Regions from separate parts of the Homo sapiens genome. Here region 1 is linked to region 2. Evidence: read pairs that join two places in POLR2A ChIA-PET (ENCODE). Cell type or tissue: OCI-LY7. All regions are shown on one strand. Each heading gives the region's core, and the rest is flanking DNA. Links, peaks and the distances in the headings are about the cores only.

Region 1 (9,688 bases), core at 3,409-7,408, 96 kb before region 2:
ACGCAAATTAATATCCAACCTAGCGTCATCCAAATGGCAAGGTTCGCTTCAGGGTAGCATACTGGAAGCTCCTTGAGAACAAGGACCCTGTAATCCCCCTGCAAGCTCAAACTAGCTATCCAACCAAAACCCAAATAGCCCTCTCTAGAGATAGCTATGAAAGCAACTGCTTTTCCCTCTAATACAAATTATCAGCAAATAAATGTTTATAGCTTAATGCTTAAAACTTACCTAGGTAGAGCCATCAATTTTTCTAAAGCCTAATGTTTAAAATTTACTTGGGTGGAATAAATATACTTTTATTTAAATATCAACTTTCTAACAGTACAATCCTACTCTGGAGGTTTAGGAGGAAAAAAAAAAAAAAAGGAAAAAAAACTTGGAGCTGCTGCCCGAAGTACTGAATCAGCTCTGGAAGTTGTCATCACCCCTAATGCTGCCTTAAAGAAGATTCCATACATTATCTTCAACTTATAGGTGCCAAATCATTTCCCATGCTTAATCTCGGCAGCTGGAGACTGACCAAGTGGAATCAAAAGCTCAGGATTTAGAGTGAAAAGACCCCTGACGTTCAAGGCCGAGCTTTCCCAATACTTGTGAGACCTTGGACAATTCACTTAGCCAAATAACTCTCATTTTCTCTTCTGTAAACTAGGAAGGGACGTAAATACCTGTCCCACCTGCCTCATGGATGCGTCGTTGCTGCCGTTAGGTGGAGGGGATGATCCACAGAGGGCCACTCGCCGTCCCGCCGCCCCCGCCCAGGTCCAGCCAAGACAGAAGGCGCCGGAGTCCCTGCGGTGCTGGGTCCGCGGCGCTCGGGAAGGATGCTCCTCTCGCCAGCCTCCCCTCGGGACAGCGGCGACCGGCGTTCTGACATTCCCCGCCGTAACACCTGCTCGGCGCCCTCTCCCCGCGCGTCTCCGGGTTCGCCCCGCGCCCGAGACCCCTGCCCCGCTGGGCGCCCCTCTCGCCCTCTGGTGGCACAGAGACCCCAGCCCCAAGGGACTGCACCCTCCTCGGCACCGGGCGCCTGCAGCTGAGTCTGGGTTGAGGCCAGGGCCCGACCGGCCTCGCCCCCAGAGCCTCGCCTCCCCTTATTCCAACACCGGCGGGGACTGGGTGGTCGCAAGCATGCGACTCCTTACCCGGCAGCTTGAGCGCCCTGGACAGCACGGTCGCCATGGCTGAGGCCCCGGTGCGCGTGCGCGCGCCCGCGTTCTGCCGGGAAGTGTAGTTCCGAGCGGCGGTGCGTGGGGCTGGGACCGGGAAAGGTGGGACCCGCTTGCTGGGGACAGAGCTGAGGGAGGCCAAGCCAGAGTACACGCTCCGCAGGCTTTTCTCCCACCCTACCTATGCAGGTCACCTCACCACTCTGAGTCTCACTTGCCTCGTCAGTGAAATGGGGAGAAAATACCCCGTAAGCTTGCAGTGAAAATGATTCGAAGGAGATATTTAAGGAGGTGTGGATTGTGCAATGTGCGTGGGCTTTGAAATCAGGCAGACTGGATTTGAATCCTGCCTGAATCACTTACTAGCTGGGCCATCTTGGGCAAGTCCCTTGGGGCGACTGAGCTGCCGCTGCTTTTTTTTAATTAAAGACATACTACCTACTTCACAAGCTTGCAATGAGAATTAAATGATACGACCTGTTTAAAACACACAGCACACAGTAGGCACCTAGTAAGAGTGTTTCTATTACGCTTCTTAGGTAGAAGTTGAAGTTTCCTGGAGCTCGAACCCTCATTTATTGCTCCCAGTTCTTTACAGGTGTCTACTCAGCACCCTACGCTGCAGCTTCTAGTTGAAGGGTGTAGAAGGAGGATCCGACTGTGTACATACATCCAATAGATGCAGCATCTCCAGCTCCTCAGATTTCAATGCTTGACCTTTAAGGCATCTGCACGCTCCCCGTAATCACCCCAGCTTTGCCTGAATGATTTTTGCGGAGAGCCCGATGCCCAGGAATTCCTCCTTCCTTGGCTCCCTGAGCTTTCCCCCACTTTGTCTTCCTTGTCCCTCTGGAAATCTCCTTCATCCCTCCATAACTTTTTTCCATTTTAACATAGGAACTGCAGCTTAGAATAGTATTTCTCAAATTTAATGTACTTTCTTTTCAATTAAAGAAAAAAATTCAAAGCAGCTGCCAAATGAATCAGGATCCTTACCTTTTACATAGAGAATACCTGTGTGTTCCTCTCTAGCTACTGAGTGGAATGTGAATACTTTTGCTGCCCAAACACCCACTGAGGTCACTGTGGAAAATGCAAACACCCAGGCCCTCTCTGACTTCTGAACTTGGCTTGCCTCAGGACCAGGCACAGTGGTGTAGAAGGAAGAACTGACTTGCTTCTTTCCCACACGCAAGTGATCAGCATTTTAGTGCAGGAATGCTAATACTGTGTTATCTTAGAACTGGAACAGATCCTAGAGGCTATCTAGTCCCACTCTCCTTGTTTTGTTTAAGAGAAAGCTGAGAAATAGAAAGGTAATGTAACTTCTGAGTGTCACAACAAAAGCTCCAAGATACATCTCATTTGCAGGCTGCCTAATTCCCGTGAGAAACTGCAGACAGGACTATCCTGTGGGAGTAATCTGAGAGTCTCCAGCAATCAGTCTCACCTCCTTTCTTCCCTTGGAAAAAAAAAATGTCATTGTCTCTGATAGAGCACAGGCTCTGGAGCCAGGAGCCAGGCCTCCCGAGATCAAATCCTGACTCTATCATTTCCTAGATGCCAGGCAGAGGGTTAGTTGCTTAATTTCTCCCCACCTCAATTTTCTCATCTGCAAAATGGGGACAAAACAGTTCCTAGTTTATAGAGTTCTCCTGAGAATTAAATATATATGTAGAAAGCACTTACAACAGTGCCTGGCACTTAGTGTTTTCTAAGTATTCACTCTTCTTTTATCGATAATTTCTTAATGTTTTAACAATTTAAAATTTGTAACTTAATAACAAATAATACATTTCATAGTAATTTAATGGTTTAGTAATGTATTTATTTATTAATTCTTTCAACATTCTACAATACCCAAAATTTCTACTGCTTGCCACTTCTCTGGAGGCATGATTAAAAAACATATTTTACATCTATGTAGGTCATCTAAAAGGAGCAACACTACAAGTCACAATGAGCCAGTAGTAGCTTGCCTGATATCAGTTTAACTAAATGGAACGCATTCCTGAAATATGAAGACTGAGAAAAATAACCTGTGAATGTGACAGGGATGTAGAAAAATGTTCATTTTAGTTGCAGAACAAGAACTTGAGTTTCTAGGAGAAAGTTTGGGTGGAAAGGAATAGCCAGGTCACACAGGATAGGAAGAAAGAAGAAAAATCTGTCTCCTTTTCTTAGTGAAAAGGTATATTCCGGGAGAGTACCTTCTTCTGTGATATAAATAAAATAAAGATGTATAAAGTTTTATTTAAAAACTTTGTCTCAGAACCAGGCACAGTGGCTTGTGCCTGCAATCCCAGCACTTTGAGAGGCTGAGGTGGGAGGATTACTGGAGTTGAGGAGTTGGAAGCTGCAGTGAACTGTGATTGAACCACTGTACTCCAACCTGGGCAACAGTATGAGACCCCTGTCTCAAAAACAAAACAAAACAAAAAAAAACTTTGCTTCAAACTGTGTAGTTACCCAAAGTGCCCATGTGCATGTACACACTTACATGTGTACATATAAACATGTGTCAGTGTACATACATCCAATAGATGCAGCATCTCCGGCTCCTCAGATTTCAATGCTTGACCTTTAAGGCATCTGCACACTCCCCATAATCACCCCAGCTTTGCCCGAATGATTTTTGCAGGGAGGCCGATGCCCAGGAATTCCTCCTTCCTTGGCTTCCTGAGCTTTCCTCCACTTTGTCTTCCTTGTCCCTCTAGAAATCTCTTTCATCCCTCCACAACTTTTTTCCATTTTAACATAGGAACTGCAGCTTAGAATAGTATTTCTCAAATTTAATGTACTTTCTTTTCAATTAAAGAAAAAAATTCAAAGCAGCTGCCAAATGAATCAGGATCCTTACCTTTTACATGGAGAATACCTGTGAGTTCCTTTCTAGCTACCTAGTGGAATGTGAATACCTTTGTTGTCCAAACACCCACTGAGGTCACTGTGGAAAATGCAAACACCCAGGCCCTCTCTGACTTCTGAACTTGGCTTGCCTTCCTGACAAGTACAAGAGTGACCGGGGCGGGATGCCTATGAACAGCCTAACCTGCCTGGTGGCTGTGCCTGCTTGAAGAAATTACTTTTCTGAAAAATCACAACTGAAGTCAGAAAATCACCTTCTATTTTTCCTACATTGATCTACAGTGAGAGTGTTCTTCCCCAACCTTCTCAAGTTCCCATAACTCATAGAGGGAACCCATATTGCTGGTTATTACCTTTGTAATACTCCAAGTACTGCTCAGAATCTCTAAGTGTCCTGCATGGGCTTATGATCAAATCTGACCATCTAATGCTTGCCTTTCCCTGGACAGTGTGGCCACTTCTGCTGGTCCTGACTATCCCCACTAGGTTTCACCACCTCTTCTTGGAACCAATGCCACTGTATCTACCAGCGGCCGCCTCCCTTCCTCCTTGGTTCCACTGCGCTGCCAGGCCCCTCAAAAACTGCCTCCTCTCAAAAACTGCTGCCTCTTCCTGTATCTCTCACTAAATGCCACCTCATATTTTAGTGCTCCTAAAATGTCAAAGCTGTGAGGGGCAAAGGAAACCAGGGAAGACTGCCTTTCTCTCCTTTTCATATTACACTTTATTAGGAAATTGCCAATGCTATGCTGCTACTCCTTCAGGTTGAATGCAGTATTTTCATTAGACAGAGCTTCTATTTTTACTTAGCAGGTCAACCAGAGCAAGATAATTGCTGTAACAAACAACCTCAAGATTCCAATGATTTTAGAGTGTAAAAATTTATTTCTGCCTATGTCAGAGTCAAGGTGGGGGTGCAAGTAGACTGCACTGGGGCTCTATTCCTCCCAGCCATTCAGGGACCCAGGCCCTTCTGTCTCCAGCTGCTTCATCCTTAGGGCCTCGGAGGCCTCCACTGGATCGTTTGCATCCCAGATCATGCAGGAAGTGTTATGGGCCAGGCCTGGAGCTGGTGTATGTGAATTCTGCCCACATTTATTAGGCTAGAATTCAGACAGAGAGTATGTGTGCCAGGAAGGTATGAGCCCAGGAAGAAAAGGAGACAAGTTTGGGGAGCATCTAGCCAGTGTCTGCGACACTGGTCACCCCATGCCTTTGTAAATTACAGACCTGAGTTCTTGAGTTCTTGATGGTAGGAAAGGGTTCAGGCGCCGCTCTCCTTAGGATTGCCTTTCTCCTGTAGGGACTAAGGCTTTGTTCCTGAGCTGAGTTTCTTGTAATGACTTATGGGTCTAAGCTGAAGCTCTCCCAGGAGGCTCCCCTCACTCCCTCTGCAGAGAGATTTCTGGAAGCCATTCCTACATCTATCAGCAGAGGATGGACAAATCTGAACTCCACTGACTTATCTGAAGCTGAGGGTAGTACCCTCTGCTACACTGGTGCCAAAAAGGGTCAGGAAGCAGTAATTAGTATGAGATTCGAAAAGCAAAAAGAAAATGTCATAGCAAATAGCAGTGAGGGCAGTGAGATTGAGAAAAGCGAAAGAGGTGCACAGCAGAGGACATTTAGGAGTTAAATGCAGATGTCAAGGAGCCTGTGAAATCAGTCTTGCGTGAGGATCAGGAAGTTTGAAACGCATGTGTACCAGTGGCATATTCACTTCTCTTCACAGAGAACTGAACTCTGCCCAGGAGTTGCATGGCTTGTCATGAAGACAAACAGGTTTATGTTCCCAGAATGTCCTTTGATAAAACACAAGGGCTCATCTCACTCAGATCATACAGACTTTTAGCCTATAAAACTTTCTAGAGTCTAGACTATAAAATGCTCTGTGGGCCCTGAAATTTAAACAAAGGCTTCTTCTTAACAAGCCTCTGGCTGGAACATATGTTTGAGAACAGTGTAATTAAGGACAGACACACCCAGGCCAAATGAGCTCTTGGTCCTCCCATCCCTCATTCTGGCATGTTCATGTCAACCGAAGGACCTGTAGTAGCAGTGTAGATGGTAACAGCCCCCATTCGCTGAGCACTCATCACCTATAAAAGAAGACAGTGTTTTGGAGTCTTGCCAGTCTTGATCAGCCCCTTCACTGCCTTCCAAAAGAAAATGCAATGGGCCAAGCATATTGTGACTTGGGGAGTTTTCCTGAAGATTCAAGGGGCCAGGGAAAGGGGTCAAGGCACATAGCATTTCCCCCCCCCCGCCGCCCCCCCAAAAAGCTCTGTTAGATGCATCTCTTCTCCCAGGTCTCTGCTGTTGGCCGCATCACTTCATCTTCCCCACCACTAAGACCTCTTGGGTCAGTTCCACTCTCAGGCTTTCTCCTCCTCCCTTATTTCCTGCCTTCTGCGGCCGTTAGCTTCAACAGGAGGCTATAGTCTCACCTCCATCCTATGGGCAGAACCTTTCCATGGAAGGTAAACTGAGATGGATAAAGCCATTTGCCCAAAGTGACACAATTCCCAAGGACTTGAAGAAGGATTTGAATGCAGGTTTTTCTGTCTTTTAATCACAAGCAGTGACGTCAGATACATGGCATGTGTGCTCCAATTTGTCTTTTCTTCTTCCAGGGCACATGTCACTCACCACACTCTGACAGTGGGCCCAGACATAGCTTCAGAATCCCTCACTCCGCTGTCCAGGGAGCCACTACCTATCAATTGGATTCAGCTCAAAAATTGAAAACTATTTGTAATCCCTGCCTCACTTATGGCATTGTAACCAAACTATAAACTCTTTTATAAAAGTACTTGATTCATGACAGATTTTAGTGCTGAATGTAGCTGATATTTGGCCAACATTTGTTCTCATTTGTTGGGAGTGCTAGCTGATTAGTCAGACATGTTCTGGTTAGTCAGGACCTATGCAGTACTGTGTTTTTCTTTCCTTTTTTTTTTTTTTATATAACCAAGATTTTTTTTTTTTTGAGACAAGGTCTTGTTCTGTAGTGTTTTTCATATTTAGATTACATCCCTGTTGAGACTTCTCAGTTCTGCATGTCTAGCTCACTGGTTAAGTCCTAAGTAATCCTCTAAAAGTCAGTAAATCAGGTTACCACTGGCTACGTGACTGAAGTTCTAGAATACTTCATTTTTCTGCACATCTTAAAGTATGTATTATAGGCAGCTGTGTGTTGTAATATGAATAGATATACCATATTAAATTTGAATATCTGTCTAATATTAAATTTGAATATGTGTATTATATTAAAACTCCCATACTAAATATTGAGTTCTTAAAGAATGGAAGTGAAATTTTGTATCTTTTTAGCCCTACATAATGCATAGCATATGGCCCCAGATATGTATTGGATAAATGTGAATGTAAGAATAAATAGCCATCACATTATGAGAAAAGAATAAAATCAATTTAGAAAAAAAAAAGGGGGAGGACCTTATTTATTTTATTTATTTATTTATTTTGAGACAAGGTCTGGCTCTATTGCCCAGGCTGGAGTGTGGTGGCACAATCTCAGCTCACTGCAACCTCTGCTTCCCAGGCTCTAGCAATCCTTCCCACTTCAGCCTCCTGAGTGCTGGGACTATAGGTATGCACCACCACACCCGGCTAATTTTTGTGTTTTTTGTAGAGATGGGGGTTTTGCCATGTTGCCCATGGTGGTCTTGAACTTGTGAGCTCAAGTGATCTGCCCGCCTTGGCCTCCCAAAGTGCTAGGATTACAAGTGTTAGCCACCTTGCCCAGCTGGACTTTATAATTAATAAAACTTTTTTCCTACGCTCATATTCCCTGCTTTGGATAATGCAAATATTCTCATGTTCTTTCACCACTCTTCTCCATACCAATGTCATAGTCCAAGCACCCAGGCTGCATGACTTGGGGAAACGCCGTCCCTCTGCATGTGAATCTCAGCAGTGTGCACATGCTCCACATATGCCTCATGGCTGTCACTTCTCCCCATCCCTCCTGTTAGGTGGACTCAGCATTTCTGGTAATTACCTCTGCCCATTTCATCTCTGCACATCTGTAAAGAATTATAAGGCCGGGTGCGGTGGCTCACGCCTGTAATCCCAGCACTTTGGGAGGCTGAGGCGGGCAGATTACCTGAGGTCAGGAGTTCAAGACCAGCCTGGCCAACATGGTGAAACCCCGTCTCTACTAAAAATACAAAATTAGCCAGGCATGGTGGCACACACCTGTAATCCCAGATACTCGGGAGGCTGAAGCAGGAGCATCACTTGAACCCAAGAAGAAGAAGTTGCCGTGAGCCCAGATCGCCCCATTGCACTCCATCCTGGGCAAAAAGAGTGAAACTCCATCTCAAAACAAAACAAAACAAAAAAAGGAATGGTAACACAAAATAGGAAAAGTTGACACTTAGTATCAAGTTACTGCTCCTGGAGTCCACTGACTACAGCCTTCTCATGAGGCCATTCCTAGCCAATGCTTTCAAGCAGCTGGATATAAAAGAGTAAACAAATCCTGTAAGCTCCTTCAAAGGCCTTGCAATCTAGAGGAGAGACAGACATTAAGCAAGCAATAAATAAATATATCATTACAAAGTGTGGCAAGCACAATGAAGGAAAAGAACCTAGTACTGTGAGAAAGAATCACGGAGACATCATAGATTAGTTTGGGGAGTGAGGAAATGAATAACTCACTGAGAAACTGATACTTAAGCTGACACCTGAAGAATGGGTAGAAGTTGTTCACGTAAAGGCTGAAGAACAGGACGTGTAAAGGTCGAGTCAGAAAAAAGCTTGATTCAGCCGGGCACGGTGGCTCACGCCTGTAATCCCAGCACTTTGGAAGGCCGAAGCGGGTGGATCACTTGAGATCAGGAGTTCGAGACCAGCCTGGCCAACATAGTGAAACCCTGTGCCTACTAAAAATACAAAAAATTAGCCAGGCGTGGTGGCACATGCCTGTAATCCCAGCTACTCGGGAGGCTAAGGCGCAAGAATTGCTTGAACCTGGGAGGCGGAGGTTGCAGTGAGCCAAGACTCCACCACTGCACTCCAGCCTGGGTGACAGAGACTCCATCTCAAAAAAAAAAAAGAAAGAAAGACAAAAGCTTCGTCCTATGGAGGAAACCAGTGTGCCTGAGAATAGTTTCAATGTGAGAAGCAAGAGGCAGACAGGAACCTGATCATGCAGGTGCCTTGACACTGAAGGACTTTAATTAGCAAAGTTGATGTGATCCAACTGGCTGCTATGCAGGGAATAAACTGGAGGAGAACAAGAATGGAGAGAGGAAGACCAGATAGTTACAAGCAAAAGGTCCTGGTGGTGGATTCAGTTACTCATGCTTTGTCTCCCAGACACAACGTGTGCACAAATTCTCACTTTTCACCTGCTTTCCTGTTCTGGCAAGAAAGAAAATATGGGTACTGTTTATTTTTCTCTTATTATACAAACTATTAAGACTAACAGAACTCCTGTTTCTACTCCTGCGAGCCTGACTGCAAATGAGACAGTCACCCATACCCACCCTGACACATTCCTGCCACCCCAACAGCTTGTCTTCCTGCAGCCTCCATCAGCTTTCACCTGGGGACTGAACCAAATCATATAGACACTGAGGTTCCCTGGCTCTCTTCTCCCCTGAGAGATGCCAGGGCTATCT
Region 2 (4,000 bases), core at 1-4,000:
CTATTAAAAATACAAAAATTAGTTGGGCATGGTGACGCATGCCTGTAATCCTAGCTACTCGGGAGGCTGAGGCATGAGAATCACTTGAACCTGGGAGGCAGAGGTTGCAGTGAGCCGAGATCACACCAATGCTCTCCAGCCTGGGCAACAGAGCAAGGCTGCGTCGAAAGAAAGAAAGAGAGAAAGAGAGAGAGAGAGAGAGAAAGAGAGAAAGAGAGAGAGAGAAAGAGAGAGAAGAAGAGAGAGAGAGAAAGAGAGAAAGAAAGAAAGAAAAGAAAGAAAGAAAGAAAGAAAGAAAGAAAGAAAGAAAGAAAGAAAGAAAGAAAGAAAAGGAAGGAAGGAAGGAAGAAAGGAAGGAAGGAAGGAAGGAAGAAAGGAAAGAAAGAAAATTTCACAAGTGTGAAGACCTCTCCCCAAGAGGCGGTTGTCCTGTTGTTTTCCATCTCCAACTAAAGATAGTGGGTGGAAATGGACGCAAAGGCATGAGAGATTTAGATTAAAAATGAAAATAAGAGTTGGTAGACAGAAACAGATCAGCAAAGGGGATTAAGAATTTCATTTCCCTGGAAGTCTATCTAAAGAAGATTAGGCTTTATTCCTCCGAAGTGGATTATGGACTTAATTTTAAGATACAAAAACATCTGGATGGAGAATGAAAATGCAATCAGGTGTATTACTGTAGGACACCAAACAAATGGGTATAAATATTATTTGCTCTGTGTTATAAGTGTGTCCCTGAAAAGCTGTATATTGATTGGACTTTTAAAAATCAGTTGGCCTCAATCAAAATCTTGAGCCAAAAATATAGATACATCCTCTCACAGCATTTGATTGAAATTTAACATGCTCAGCATATTGTTAGGTACAGGAAACTTCAACAAAAAGATTAGGGTAAAGAATTTGTGTACATGAAATGAAGCAATTAAAATGCAAAATAAAATAGAGATGTAATTCTGAAATTATTTTGATGTTTAACTACTTTCCATTTACATGATCCTGGGATTATGTTATTTTTTAACATATTCATTAATTAGTTGATGATATAATACTTGTTTTATATTTAATTTGGAGTTGGTAAATTTTGGAATATTTCTCTTCCTGAATAAATGATAACTAACCTTCAAAATAAATAAATAGAATAAAATCAGTAGGTCTTTTAATTGAGAATCTTAAATGTGATATAAAGAGCAGAAATCTTAGAGTAGAATATCAGCTATGAATTGTTTTATGAGTGGAAAACTTCTAACTATTGCCTGCCTTATCTGTTTTAGACTAACAGGAATATTGTTATATCATATTTGCTAACACTAAGACCCATCTGTATTTGAAAGCGTTGGCCCGGCGTGGTGGCTCATGCCTGTGATCCCAGCACTTTGGGAGGCCGAGGAGGGTGGATCACCTGAGGTCAGGAGTTCAAGATCGGCCTGGCCAACATGGTGAAATGCTGTCTCTACTAAAAATACAAAAAATTTGCTGGGCGTGGTGTCGGGCACCCGTAGTCCCTGCTACTTGTGAGGCTGAGGCAGGAGAATCACTTGAACCCGGGAGGTGGTGATTGCAGTGAGTTGAGATCATGCATTGCACTCCAGCCTGGGCAACGAGAACGAGACTCGAAAGAAAGAAAGAGAGAAAGAGAAAGAGAGAGAGAAAGAGAGAGAGAGAAAAAGAAAAGGAAAGAAAAGGAAAGAAAAGGAAAGAAAGGGAAGAAAAGGAAGAAAGGGAAAGAAAGGGAGAGAAAGAAAGAAAGAAAGAAAGAAAGAAAGAAAGAAAGAAAGAAAGAAAGAAAGAAGGAAGGAAGGAAGGAAGGAAGGAAGGAAGGAAGGAAGGAAGGAAGGAAGGGAAGGAAGGAAGGAAGGAAGGAAGGAAGAAAGGAAGGAAGAAAGGAAGGAAGGAAGGAAGAAAGGTGTCACAGTACTGTAGGCATTTTTCCATCCAGTGTTTGGATGCATACAGACAAACCTCATATGATTCTTTTTGAAGGCATTAGATAATCAATGAGTCTATATAATGTAAAAACGGATCAACGAGTATAAAACGAGATGAACCAAGAGAACACTATTCCTGCAAACATAAGCCCTTCTGGTTGTTTCCCTAGCAAACTCCAACTTTTGCTGAACATAGCCCTTTTTGAACATTTTTTTCTTCAAGGCACACTCACCTTACCAGGGGAAATCCAACTTCAATGGTCCCAGGTGGTGTCATGTTTGTTTGTTCTTTCATGGGAAGTTCTTTTTTGTCACCCTCAAATTACAGGTCACAGAGAGAGAACTAGCTTAAAGCAAGGAAGAAGACAGTGGGGTCATAGGCAGGATTTGTTTGGTCTGAGGACAGATAAGTCAAGGATGGTGTCATTCACAAAGATTCAGAGAGCTTAGCTGGACATAGTGGCACACACCTGTGGTCCTAGCTACTCAAGAGGCCGTGAGATGGATCACTTGAGTCCAGGAGTTCAAGGTTGCAGTGAGCTATGATTGCGCCACTGCACACTCTAAAAAAATTACATTTCAATTTAAAAAAACAAATTCAGGGAGTGAGAGCATAATTGGGCAGCAAAGGGCAGTGGAAAGAGTGCAGAATCGGGCCGCATGTGCCCAGGCTCCGAGACTCTGCTTCGAGACCAAACCAAGGTCCTCAAGCCCTAGGAGCCTCAGATTCCTCATCTTTAAATGCTGCTCATCACCTCCCTCCCTGCCTTCTCCACAGATAAATGGAAGGTCTTACTCAACTCGGACTTCCTATCACACAGTGGTGCAGGTTTAGTATAAAAAAACGCTCAGCCTTTTGGTAAACTCATGAACTATAGCTAGAGCTGGAAGAATTAGGCTTTTCTAACTGATGATCTGGTTTGATGAGAATGTTGGCTGAAAGTTGGTTCCCAAGAGACTGAGTGTGAAGGAGCCTTGTTATGACACAAGGAATGAAGTTGAGCCAAGGATTCAGTTTGTTCTGCCATGAAGGAAAGACAAGCATTTCATGTATCACAGCATCAGCCCCTTTAAAAAATAAAAAAAATAAGTAAAAAGCCACTAGGAAGAGGATGTCAGAGCATCTATTATAACTGCAGCACCAGCACCACCACCAATAATCATACACAAAGGATAGCTCTGTTCCAAGGACTTTATATAACATTTTACATAATCCTCAAAGCAATCCTATGAGATAGACTTACTGTTATGACTGTCATTATTCCTCTTTTATTTCCATCAGGAAACAAAGGCAACAAAAGGTTAAGGAACTTGGCCCTAGGTAGGTAACACAAATGAGAGAGCCAAGCAGTCCTTTTCCAGGGTCCATCCACTCAACATGAAACCCCTAAGTGTGAACCCTACTAACACGGTTATGTCTGTGATCATCAAAAAACAACTAGGTATCCAGCAAGTACCTGCTCTTAGAGACAGGCACAGCTCCTGTCTTCACAGAGCTTACAGGCTGGTTGAGGAGGCAGCCATTAAACAAATACCTATGTCTGTGATGATCCTACAACAATATAGAATCGTCTCAAGTGATCTCTTTTATTATGCCCAATTTTAAAAATTGAATTCAGGTGAGACATGGTGGCTCAGACCTATAATCCCAGCACTTTGGGAGGCCAAGGTGGGAGGTTTGAGGCCAGGGGTTTAAGATCAACCTGGGCAAAATTTTTAAATTTTTGAAAAATTGAATTCAAGCTTGTAGAGAATCAAGCCTAAAGGGACTGTTGAAAAGAGTGAGATGCCCAAGGCCACACGGTAATACTGAGAGAGCAAGAACTGACTTGGAGCTAGTGGTCTCCCAACGCCAATGCGCTTCTCCTAAACACTCACACGCTACCCACGCTTTCTACATCAACTTTAAATACACTCCTTTAAATCATAAAGTTTTTCAATAACAGCTACAACTGATTGATAATTCCTCTTATTTATTTATTTATTTAGTCTCGCTGTGTCACCCAGGCTGGAATGCAGTGGCGTGATCTCGGCTCACTGCAACCTCCGCCTCCCAGGTTCAAGAAATTCTCCTG

The links. ChIA-PET counts read pairs that join two places held together with the same protein. Peaks named below come from ENCODE experiments on the same cell type or tissue, not always from the same donor. Only the 100,000 strongest peaks of a DNase experiment are listed, where the experiment ranks them.
Region 1: POLR2A ChIA-PET joins it to region 2 with 6 read pairs; 2 of 35 experiments call an interaction of 5 or more read pairs at or near these places.

The regions. Positions count from the first base shown.
Region 1 is chr12:13,035,901-13,045,588 of GRCh38, reverse strand. It overlaps FAM234B (family with sequence similarity 234 member B), which reads right to left and starts at 1,208. Exons shown (of 13, transcript NM_020853.2): 1 at 1,149-1,208. The coding sequence starts at 1,185. In OCI-LY7, for the core only: no CTCF peak of the experiment used is centred there; a DNase peak (open chromatin) is centred at 5,718.
Region 2 is chr12:12,942,640-12,946,639 of GRCh38, reverse strand. The region is part of intron 2 of GPRC5D (G protein-coupled receptor class C group 5 member D); the gene reads left to right. The region is part of intron 1 of GPRC5D-AS1 (GPRC5D and HEBP1 antisense RNA 1); the gene reads right to left. Among named protein-coding and RNA genes, the nearest start is that of GPRC5D, 7.5 kb to the left of the region's middle. In OCI-LY7, for the core only: no CTCF peak of the experiment used is centred there; no DNase peak of the experiment used is centred there.